2 separate regions of the Homo sapiens genome follow, and region 1 is linked to region 2. A link is a loop called in an ENCODE intact Hi-C map of the cell type or tissue named here. Cell type or tissue: Caco-2. All regions are shown on one strand. Each heading gives the region's core, and the rest is flanking DNA. Links, peaks and the distances in the headings are about the cores only.

What was found. A loop is a pair of places that touch in the nucleus more often than their neighbours do. Peaks named below come from ENCODE experiments on the same cell type or tissue, not always from the same donor. Only the 100,000 strongest peaks of a DNase experiment are listed, where the experiment ranks them.
Region 1: a loop joins it to region 2, with 3 times the contacts of the local background. A loop is called at or near these places in 4 of 110 quality-filtered maps.

What each region holds. Positions count from the first base shown.
Region 1 is chr4:37,726,563-37,731,950 of GRCh38, reverse strand. No RefSeq gene overlaps it. Among named protein-coding and RNA genes, the nearest start is that of RELL1, 43 kb to the right of the region's middle. In Caco-2, for the core only: no CTCF peak of the experiment used is centred there; a DNase peak (open chromatin) is centred at 2,590.
Region 2 is chr4:37,778,266-37,783,653 of GRCh38, reverse strand. No RefSeq gene overlaps it. Among named protein-coding and RNA genes, the nearest start is that of PGM2, 46 kb to the left of the region's middle. In Caco-2, for the core only: no CTCF peak of the experiment used is centred there; no DNase peak of the experiment used is centred there.

The sequences.
Region 1 (5,388 bases), core at 97-5,096, 52 kb after region 2:
CACACTTAGGAATGGGGAGCTAGGTTCCACCTACTTGAGAGTGGAGTACCTGTATAAATTATTCTGATTTTACGCAGGAGATTTATTTATTCTCCACCATTTTTCTATTTATTCAATCATTTATTTATTTATTCAATCATTTATTTATGTCAGTATAAACTCAGATATTTATTTCATACTTTGGGTTATAATCCAAATTATGATTATTGATCAAATTTCTCCAGCTTTGGCTCTTGGGCACTCTTTCATTTGGCTCTTGTGTCCATTTGACTGTGAACACCCCCTAATTGTGTGTGTGTGTTTAACACTTTCTTAGTCTCTGGCACTACAAGATGCTCCAGGATCAATCTGTATATTTCCTGCCCCTGTCCTGGAATCAGCCATTTTTCCAAGGAGCCCTGAGTTCTTTGCTGGAGAATGATATTAGAAACCACAATCTGGTTACTAGCTGTGCTCATGGCTACTATGGTGTCATTACTTCTAGGCCCTTTCAGATGACAGATAAAGGATATATGTATATTAACCTGTATATACACACACATATATAAATATTCCTATATATAACCATCTGCTATAATTTGAATGTTTGTCCCCTCCAAAACTCACATTGAAATTTAATTGCCATTGTAACAGTATTAAGAGGTGAGACCTTTAAGAGGTGATTAGGCCACGAGGGCTCCACCATCATGAGTGGGATTGGTACCATTATAAGAGGGTGAATTCTACCCTTTCTTGCCCTTATTCTTTGCCCTCTCACCTTCCTCCGTGTGATGATGCAGCAAGAAGGCCCTTGCCAGATGCCAGCACCTTGATATTGGACTTCCTAGCCTCCAGAACTGTGAGTCGATAAATGTCTGTGCATTATAAATTTTCCAGCCTTAGGTATTCTGTTATAGCAGCATGAAACAAACTAAGACACCATCTATATCTATATTAAGTTAAACACAGTTTATACTTGATCTCTTGAACTCTGAACTATTAGCACATGGATGACTATAGCCTCCTCCAGTTGATTACCTGTAAATTCCCACTGTAACCATGAGAAATTATCCATTTCCTAAATTGTTTAATTTCAGCTTACATGTGTAGTGTATTGTTACATATATCTACACTGTTAACCTGTACCTATGGGAAAATAACTTTTTCAACTATAGTGCTTATGTACAGTTTCCTTTGCCCTTAGTGTTACAGATTCTGCTCACATCCAAAGTTACTTGTGTCAGGACTTTTCTCCCCAACCCCCTGCAGTGAAATTGTTTCACACTTTTGTAATATAATTAGGTGGTTCTGTTGCAATCTGCATTCCAACTGAGGATCCCCCATCCTCTTAAATGATTCTTTAAAAATTTGCATGCAGAATGTTTACTCTTTGTGCTGTAAAGTTCTATGTGTTTTGACAAATGCATATGGTCATGTATCTACCATAACAGTATTATACAGAATAATTTCACTGCCCTAGAAAACCTTGTGCTTCATTTCTTCAACCCTCTACTCCCAACTCTTAGAAACCACTGCTCTTTTTTTCATAGCTATAGCTTTGCCTTTCAAGTTACACATCTGGCCAGAAGGTACAAGGAGAGATGTGTCAAAATGCTAAATGTGGCCTCAAGATGGATAGAGAGAGACACAGTAAGTGCCACTGGAAGCTCAGGGATAGATGGATCACTGCTGTAGTAATCGTGTTTGTGTGCAAAACCAGAGTTGAACCCACTTATTCTTGGATAGTAATTTTATTCCTCATTGACTCAAAAAAATTTTATATTAAATACCTGCCACGTGCTAGGTACTAAGAAGACAATGAAGAAAAAGCCAGGGTTCTTGTTATTTTAGAACCAACACTTTAATTTATAAGTAGTGAGAAGAAGATCAAGAAAAGTATTTTGTTTTTTCACCTAATTAAAAATATACCCAACATTTCCCTGAAGCTTTATGACTTATTTTATGCTTAGGACCATGAGAGAAGTTAAGAAATGTCTTATAGAGATAATTATATATGAACAAGAACTCAAGATTGACATCTGTATTTAAAAAGCACTGACCTAGATACATCAGCCACTGTAAGGCTCAGCCCTGCCTTTGAAGCATCCTGACAGTTAGCCTTGGCCTACCTCTCCTGCCAGGCTATCCTGTATCCCCTTCCCATCTCCTGCTCTAATGACAACTCACCTGCCCCGAAGTCAAGCCACTACTGTGCAGAACACTTGTACAGTTCCAGAGCAATCCATGTCAGCTCTAGATCCCACCCAACCAGAGGAAAAACTCCCCTGAGATCAGTATCTCAACCTCAGAGCGCTCCTTACATCTTACAGTCACCCTTGTGCTGTTTTCCCAGTGCTGCTTGAAGGGATACCGGGGAAGAGGAACAGAAAGAAACTCAGCCTACTTCAGGGGAAACAAAGATTTTTGCCAGCAGTCAGCTGAGGGCCATTAACCCAAGCTGGCTTTCCAGTTCTTTATCTGCAAATTTCCATACCCCATTCTCCCTCTTGACCTCCTGACAGCAGAGTGTAGGTTGTGGGCCTGGCTGGGTAGCTAGAGTTTCACCACAAAGAGAAACTGTTTCACATTTCTTCACTGTGAGCATTCCATTGCCTGGAGCAAGAGGGCTCTCTCTTCAGCATTGTTTGTTCATGGATAAAGACCCCAGTGTGCAGCCCAGTCCACAGGGTCCAGTTTTTGAAAACTCTGCAATTACCGGTCCTTGCGGGGATTTGGCTGAGCTCCACAAAGGACAGCCCAGGTGGGACTAAAATAATGGGTACTTTGTTCAATCATTTGCTGAACATTTCCTTAGAGGAAGAGGTAAGGCTGGTGGATGTTACAGTGAAGCAGACGGACACCTCCCCCGCCTCTGCCCCTTCCCCACCTCCCCCAGCACAGTATCTCTTCAAGGCTCATAAGACATGCATCTGGGCCAGGTGTGGTGGCTCACGCCTGTAATCCCAGCACTTTGGGAGGCCAAGGTGGGTGGATCATCTGAGGTCAGGAGTTCGAAACCAGCTTGGCCAAGATGGTGAAACCCTGTCTCTACTAAAAATACAAAAATTAGCGGTGGGTGGTGGCAGGTGCCTGTAATCCCAGCTACTTGGGAGGCTGAGGCAGGAGAATTGCTTGAAGCCAGGAGGTGGAGGTTGCAGTGAGCCAAGATCGTGCCACTGTGCTCCATCCTGGGCGACAAGAGCAAAACTCTGTTTCAAAAAACACATGCATCCAAGTGTTGTTTTTCAAGTTGTTCCTTTCAAGTTGTTCTTTCCAGTGGAGTAGCAGTGGAGCCTAGAGGAGAAGAGCATGGATTCTGAAGTTTGGCTCTACCTTTTAACAACAGTGTGACCTTGACAAATTGTCACCCTTTTGTGCCTCAGTTTCGTCACCTATAAAATACAGACAATTCTAGCATCCTGTTGTAAGATTTGAGGAAGTGTTAAATAAATTTAGTCACGTGAAGGCTTTAGGACACAATTACTACATGTAGTTACTGGTACCTAGTAAGTGCTAAAAAATGTTTATGGTTATTATTATTTAGAATTTACTATGTAACAGGCTAAATGCTTTCCATTCATTATGGAATTCAATGATGACACAACTTTGTGAGGTAGAGACCATTATTACTACTAATTTACAGATGGACAAAGAGAGACTTTGAGAGGTTAAGCAACTTGCCCAAGGGCACAGGAAGTGGCAGAACCAGGCAGGTGATTTTAAAATCCTTGCCCTCAACTATTTTACACAAGTAGATGTCCTTGTTTTGTGGAAACTAAAACTCTTTGATGTGGGCATTTCTATTAGAAAGTGTCATTGTGAGGCTCTCACACAACCCCAACACAACTGTCATCTGAGTTAGATATGATTTTAAGACATCACTGATGTTTTAAAGCATTCTGATCTTGGTGAGGCTCAAATGTGAAAAATAAATATGTATGCACAGTTGATAAAATTGGTAAAATAGGATAGTGTAATATAACTTTTCCAGAGTACATTCTGTGAGTCTGGTGTGGAAGTTCTTTACACATTTTAATGTATTTAATCATCATAACACACTCAGGAGGTAAGAACTGTTATTATCTTTATCTTCTGTATGAGGAAACAGAGGCAAATGGAACAGAGGCAAAAGTTCAATGACTTGCTTAGGTCACAGAGCCAGCAGCAGGTTTAGAATCTGATCCTAACCTGTCTGGTTCCAAAGCCCATGCTCTTTGCCTCCATAACTTTATGGTTTGGCATCACAGACTTCAAGCATACAGAGATGCAGAGATCCTTGCAGGTGGAGAGAACATGAACAAAGTACTAGAAGCTAGAAGAGGATTCGTCCCAAAACAAGTGTTTCAGCTTGCCAAGGTGATAATAGGAGAAAAGTGAAAGAAAGGTAGGGATCCAAATGGCAAATCAAGGACTCTAGATGGATCTAAGACTTGTAAAGCCTCTGGAATTTGGTTTACGTGTGTATGCGTGTGTGTGTGCGTGTGTGTGTGACTGTGCAATACATGTATGCACAGCAACACCAGTAACTAAAGCAATATTCTTACAGGGGACTTGGTGCATTTCTTAGAGATACAGCTAAGACAATACCATGAATATTTATATTGATGCATTTAATTCAACAAAGATGCCTGTTTGACAGCCAGTGTATTATTTTGAATATTATTCTCACAGGGAGAAAAGGGGCAAACAATCTTAAATGTTTATTAAATTTTCAGCTATCTTTGTGTGGAGATATTGTAGGCGTGAATTTCTATTTTACTTTTTTTGTCTTTTCCAAACCCAACAGGTATTATTTTCACAATCATAAAAGTGAGGCTGTGCTGAATATTCAACCTTTATCTAGGCAATTACGTATTCTATCTGGTTTGCAACATTTTATAAGGATCTTCAATTACATCATCATAAGTGACTTACATCTATTGATACAGCATCTTTCTTATGAGAAGCTTAGACATCATCGATTTAAACCGCATAAGAATCCTTGGAGACTATATTTTTGCCTAGCACTAAGAGTTACATAGAACAGAAGACAGAAAGGCTGGCAGATTTTCATTCTATTTGATAGACTGAAAAATGTGGCTCTGGGGATCAGCAGTGAATCATCCAGGGCTAAGTAGAAAGTACAAAAACTGGGATGAGGCCCAAGAAGCACCAACTTCTGGTTCAATAAGCAGATGTCTAGATATGGTGTGCAGAATGTCCACATCAGTGTAAAGCGATTACTCAGAGACGGCCAATCAACACATACTAGACCCCATGTGCAGTATAATGTGTGAAATTTCACAGGGAAATGGTTGAAACAAATGCAAATGGAAGGAGTGGTTCAAAAATATTTTTCTGGCTTCTAGTGCGTGACTACATTTATTTATTGAAAAAGATATCAATTTATTTGAGGTTAGGACAGTGTAA
Region 2 (5,388 bases), core at 207-5,206:
ATAAGTCACATTCTCCAAAACAAGCAACAAAAATGTAATTATGTGAAAACATTTTTGAATAGTAACCATACATAGAAAACGTGTTTTAGAATATTTCATTGTTGTGGAAAGATGGTTAAATATCTTGTTAAGTGGAAAAAGTGGGCTCCAAAACAGCATGTATGATTTGAGTTTTACACATGTATGTGTGTGTGTGTGCATGCACGTGCACACGCATGCACACACACACACACGCAGAGAAAGAAGAGAATGAGAGAGGAATTTCACCCTAGGTGTTTCTTAGGCACCAACTTTAGAATTTAATTCCAGTAAGGTGTGACTCCATTATCTTGTTTAATCCATCCATTAAATACATCTGTTAATAGGTATTAAGGCTATAGCTGCTTAATATTAAAACATAACAGATTAAATACTGCCAGGAAGCAGAACTACTTGGAATTTTCCCTGTCTCCCAGGTTATTTTAAGATATTACTTTTGTTTCTTCTTTTATTCTAGTTGAGCAATTCCCAAAACTTCTTATATATAAGAAGCACTCTCCAGGGTTATAAACACAAAACTGTGTATACTGAATCTTATGAGTGATTTAAGGACAGTTCAGTGATAATTTGTAAGTTTCCCCTCCTTATTAGCTGATATGGTTTGGCTGTGTTCCCACCCAAATCCCCTCTTGATTTGTAGCACCTATAATTCCCATGTGTTGTGGGAGGGACCTGGTGGGAGATAATTGAATCATGGGGGTAGTTTCCCCCATACTGTCCTCATCATAGTGAATAAGTCTCATGAGATCTGATGATTTTATAAGGGGAAACCCCTTTTGCTTGGCTCTCATTCTCTCTTGCTTGCTGCCATGTAAAACATGCCTTTCTCTTTCTGCCATGATTGTAAAACCTCCCCAGCCACGTGAAACTGTGAGTTCATTAAACCTTTTTCTTTTTTTTTGAGATGGAGTTTTGCTCTTGTTGCTCAGGCTGGAGTGCGATGGTGCGATCTTGGCTCACCACAACCTCCACCTCCTGGGTTCAAGCAATTCTCCTGCCTCAGCCTCCTGAGTAGGTAGGATTACAGGCATGCACCACCACGTCCAGCTAATTTTGTATTTTTGGTAGAGATGGAGTTTCTCCATGTTGGTCAGGCTGGTCTTGAACTCCCGAACTCAGGTGATCCACCTGCCTCAGTCTCCCAAATTACTGGGATTACAGGTGTGAGCCACCGTGTCTGGCCAAACCTCTTTTTCTTTATAAATTACCCAGTCTTGGGTATGTGTTTATCAGCAGCATGAAAATGGACTAACACATTAGCTGACTTTGGAATCAAAGCTTGAGTCACATGCTTTCACCATACTTACACTATAAAGAAAAATCCAGATGGATATAACGCACACTAAAAAGTGGAGAGGATTTCTTCTTGGTAATGGAAAGTTTTTAAAAGTAAAAAAACTTTTACTTTATTCTTACCTGTATTTTTTACTTTTTCTATAGTGAAGCCCTATTAAATGATAAAAGTTCATGAACAATATTCAATTCACTTGTTCTCCCACGACCTACTTTGCAGACTGAAGATAGAGTTCATTATCAAAAGCAACCTGGGTGATTCTAGCAGTGAACCCCAACCTGAGCCAGCTCCTGGACTCACAGATCTGCTATTTTTCACTGCAAGACAGGAACTAGTAGGGTGACAGTATTGGGGATAAAGTAATCCAGCTGAGGCCGGGCGCAGTGGCTCACACCTGTAATCCCAGCACTTTGGGAGGCTGAGGCGGGCAGATCACAAGGTCAGGAGATCGAGACCATCCTGGCTAACACAGTGAAAACCCGTCTCTACTAAAAATACAAAAAATTAGCCAGGCGTGGTGGCGGGCGCCTGTAGTCCCAGCTGCTTGTGAGGCTGAGGCAAGAGAATGGTGTGAACCCAGGAGGCGGAGCTTGCAGTGAGCCGAGATCGCGCCACTGCACTCCAGCCTGGGAGACAGAGCGAGACTCCGTCTCAAAAGAAAAAAAAAAAAAAATTAATCCAGCCGAATTGAGGGATACACCAACTGACTCATTGTGTTACAATGCTAGTTCAGAAACTCCCAGGCTACCCTTGTTCTATCATTCTCTTTGGAATGATCAGTTTTGTGATTTGTACACAAATCATAGTCCTAATACAGTCTGTGTTTTGCTAACACAGTCCTAGTTTTAGCTAACCACACAGTATCATTTCTGCATAGAAGTAAGAATTCTCATTTTTCCAATGCTTAATTGATTCTTAAGGGAAGAGTACTTCATGTGATAGGATAATTTGGTTTAGATTTATCATGCTGAGCATCTGATAAGACAAATTAGTAACTCTGCCTGTTTGAAAGAATTTAGAAACACAACCAGTTTAGCCACCCCATGTTGTTCAGCCAGTATACAAACCCGTCTTATGTTCTTGGATTTTTCAGAACCTCTCCCTATAGAAAAAAACGCCCTTTTTCTTTGCTTGTTAAGTTCTTTTATCTTGGCACATGTGCTCAGAAATTGTAGGTAATATCTAAAAGGGTAAAGAAATATAAACAAAGCATCCTTCCAAACAAATCTTCATCAAGTAAAGTTTTATTTGATGTTGAGAAGTCTATTTGTCTAGCAGGAACAATGAAGATCAATGGCCCATCCGGGGGCACTCTCTCCCCAGGAAATTGCAGTGGTTTTCAGCCCAGCCTCTTTCTTCTCTTTGCCTGCGTCTCAGCTGGGACAGCTTTGAAAATCTAGAAGCAGCCATAAAAGGACCCACACAGGAAGTTTTCATATTCTACTGAGAAAGGGGACATAGTAAAAAACAGGTCATTTATTTTTACATGCTCCTTTGCCTTTTTCTCCTCTCCTGCTTATTGTCCCATCACAAAAATTGTGAAAAGGAGTAAAATCTTGTCACCTTAAGATCCACCTAAATGTAAAATGTAGAGCAATTGTAGTTACCACTGTTCTGTTCAGAAGCAAACAAGATAATTCACATATGTAAGGTAATATGGTTTGGCTGTGTCCCCACCGAAATCTCATCTTGAACTGTAGATCCCATAATCCCCCTGTGTTGTGGGATGGACTCAGTGGGTGGTAATTGAACCATGGGGGTGGTTATCTTCATGCTGTTCACATGATAGTAAGTGAGTTCTCACAAGATCTGATGGTTTTACAAGGGGTTTTTCCCCCCTTTACTCTGTATTTCTCCTGGCTGCCGCCATGTGAAGAAGGACGTGTTTGCTTCTCCTTCTGCCATGACTGTAAGTTTCCTGAGGCCTCCCCAGCCCTAAGGAACGTGAGTCCATTAAACCTCTTTCCTTTATAAATTACCCAGTCTCAGGTATATCTTTATTAGCAGCATGAGAACAGACTAATACATAAGGGATGTTGTACACATCAGGGACTATAAATCTGTACAGTTTATGTTAGCATGTAAGTGCACAAGCAGTGGTGTAGGTTCTTGGTTTTGTTGTGTGCTGTTTAGTTCAGCCTGATGAAAAATGATATCACTGCATTTGCATAGTGCACAAACTTTCTTTGAGCAAGAACTTCCTTTTCCCTTGGATGGGCCATGGGAGATACTACAAAGGACAAAACAAGCCTTGTGAACCTAGTGAGATGATAGACAGCATTCTTTAGGAGGTTACAAAAGAAGGTCATGAAGAACAACTATTGTCCCTGACCCAAATCCCCTAATAAGGTTTCTAGGAGACTTTAATTCAGCATTAAGCTTCCACAGGACATACTTTAAGAAAGGGTAGAACTGAATGAAGGTCTACTCAGGCTAGCTTTCTCTTTTCTGGCAGCATCATCAGGCACATTGAATTTCACATTTTTTTTTATTTTTTAGTTTTTTGAGACAGAGCCTTGTTCTGTCACACAGGCTGGAGTGCAGTGGCATGATCTTGGCTCACTGCAGCCTCTGCTTCCTGGGTTCAAGAAATTCTCCTGCCTCAGCCTCTTGAGTAGCTGAGATTACAGTCGCACGCCATCATGCCTGGCTAATTTTTGTATTTTTAATAGAGAGGGGGTGTCGCCATGTTGGTCAGGCTGGACTTGAACTCTTGACCTCAGGTAATACACCTGCCTTGGCCTCCCAAAGTGCTAGGATTACAGGCATGAGCCACCGTGCCCAGCTGAACTTCACATATTTTTAAATGTAAAAAACATTTTTAAATGGAAGTCAGTCATGATTTTCTTCACAAACATTTCATTTCACTGCAATTCTAGCTTTTCTCCCCATTAAGAATAGAGAGTGTGTTAGTCCATTTTGTGTTTCTATAAAGGAATACCAGAGACTGGGTAATTTGTTTTTAAAAAAGAAGTTTATTTGTCTCATGGCTCTGCAGGCTGTAGAAGCATGGCATCAGCATCTGCTTTGCTTCAGGGGAGGCCTCAGGAAGCTTTTACTCATGGAAGAAGGTGAAGGGAAAGCAAGTGTGTCACATGAAGAGAGAGGGTGCGAGAGAGAGAGAGAGAGTGGGGAGATGCCACACTCTTTTATACAACAAGATCTCAGCTGAACTTACTACCACTCATTACCTTGAGGAAAGCACCAAGCCATTCATGAAGGATCCATCCCCATGGCCCAGCACCTCCCACTAGGCCCCATCACCAACACTGGGGAATCACATTTCAACATGAGATTTGGAGTGAACAAATATCCCAGCCATATCAAAAGGGTTATTTTCAATTGTTATTGTGAACGTGTTCTCTTCTGTCTTGTCAAAGCTCATTAACACTGCACACTCAATCTGCAGACAAAATGGTGGACAAGATTGTTGAATGGGTCAGTGAATATCCGTCCAAGGCTGAGGCACTTCTGTAGGGCTCAACAAGCTGTGGCAATCAACAACAGTCCAACCGAGCAACACACATATACCATTGAGCCAAGCATGGTGCTCAGCGTAGTGGGAGAAAACAGAGACTAACATGGTGTGTATTTTAAGGAGAAAAGGGGAGGAGGAATTAATACTTATTGTGCACTCACCATATACTTGGCACTGTGCTAGCCATTTTAAAAATACACAAAGAAATTACAGGCCACAGCTGCTGCCCCTAGGAAGCATGCAAGCTAATTGAGGAGTAAAATGCACACACACACACACACGCACACACACACATTTACACACACTACCTTACATTCTTTTTGGAACAAACCAAGGCATAAATAACAAAACAATTACTATGACTACTGCTAACAGCTAATACTTATGGAGTGTTTTCCATGAGCCATGTTCAATTGTAAATACTTTATATGTATTAACTCATTTAATCCTCTCAATTTAATGGGATTGGCCCTATTATTTTTCCATTTTACAACTATGGAAAATGAGGAAGAGAGGTAGGCTGGTAAACAGTAGAGCTGGGGTTTCAACCTGGGCAGTCATGCTGAAGACCCTATAC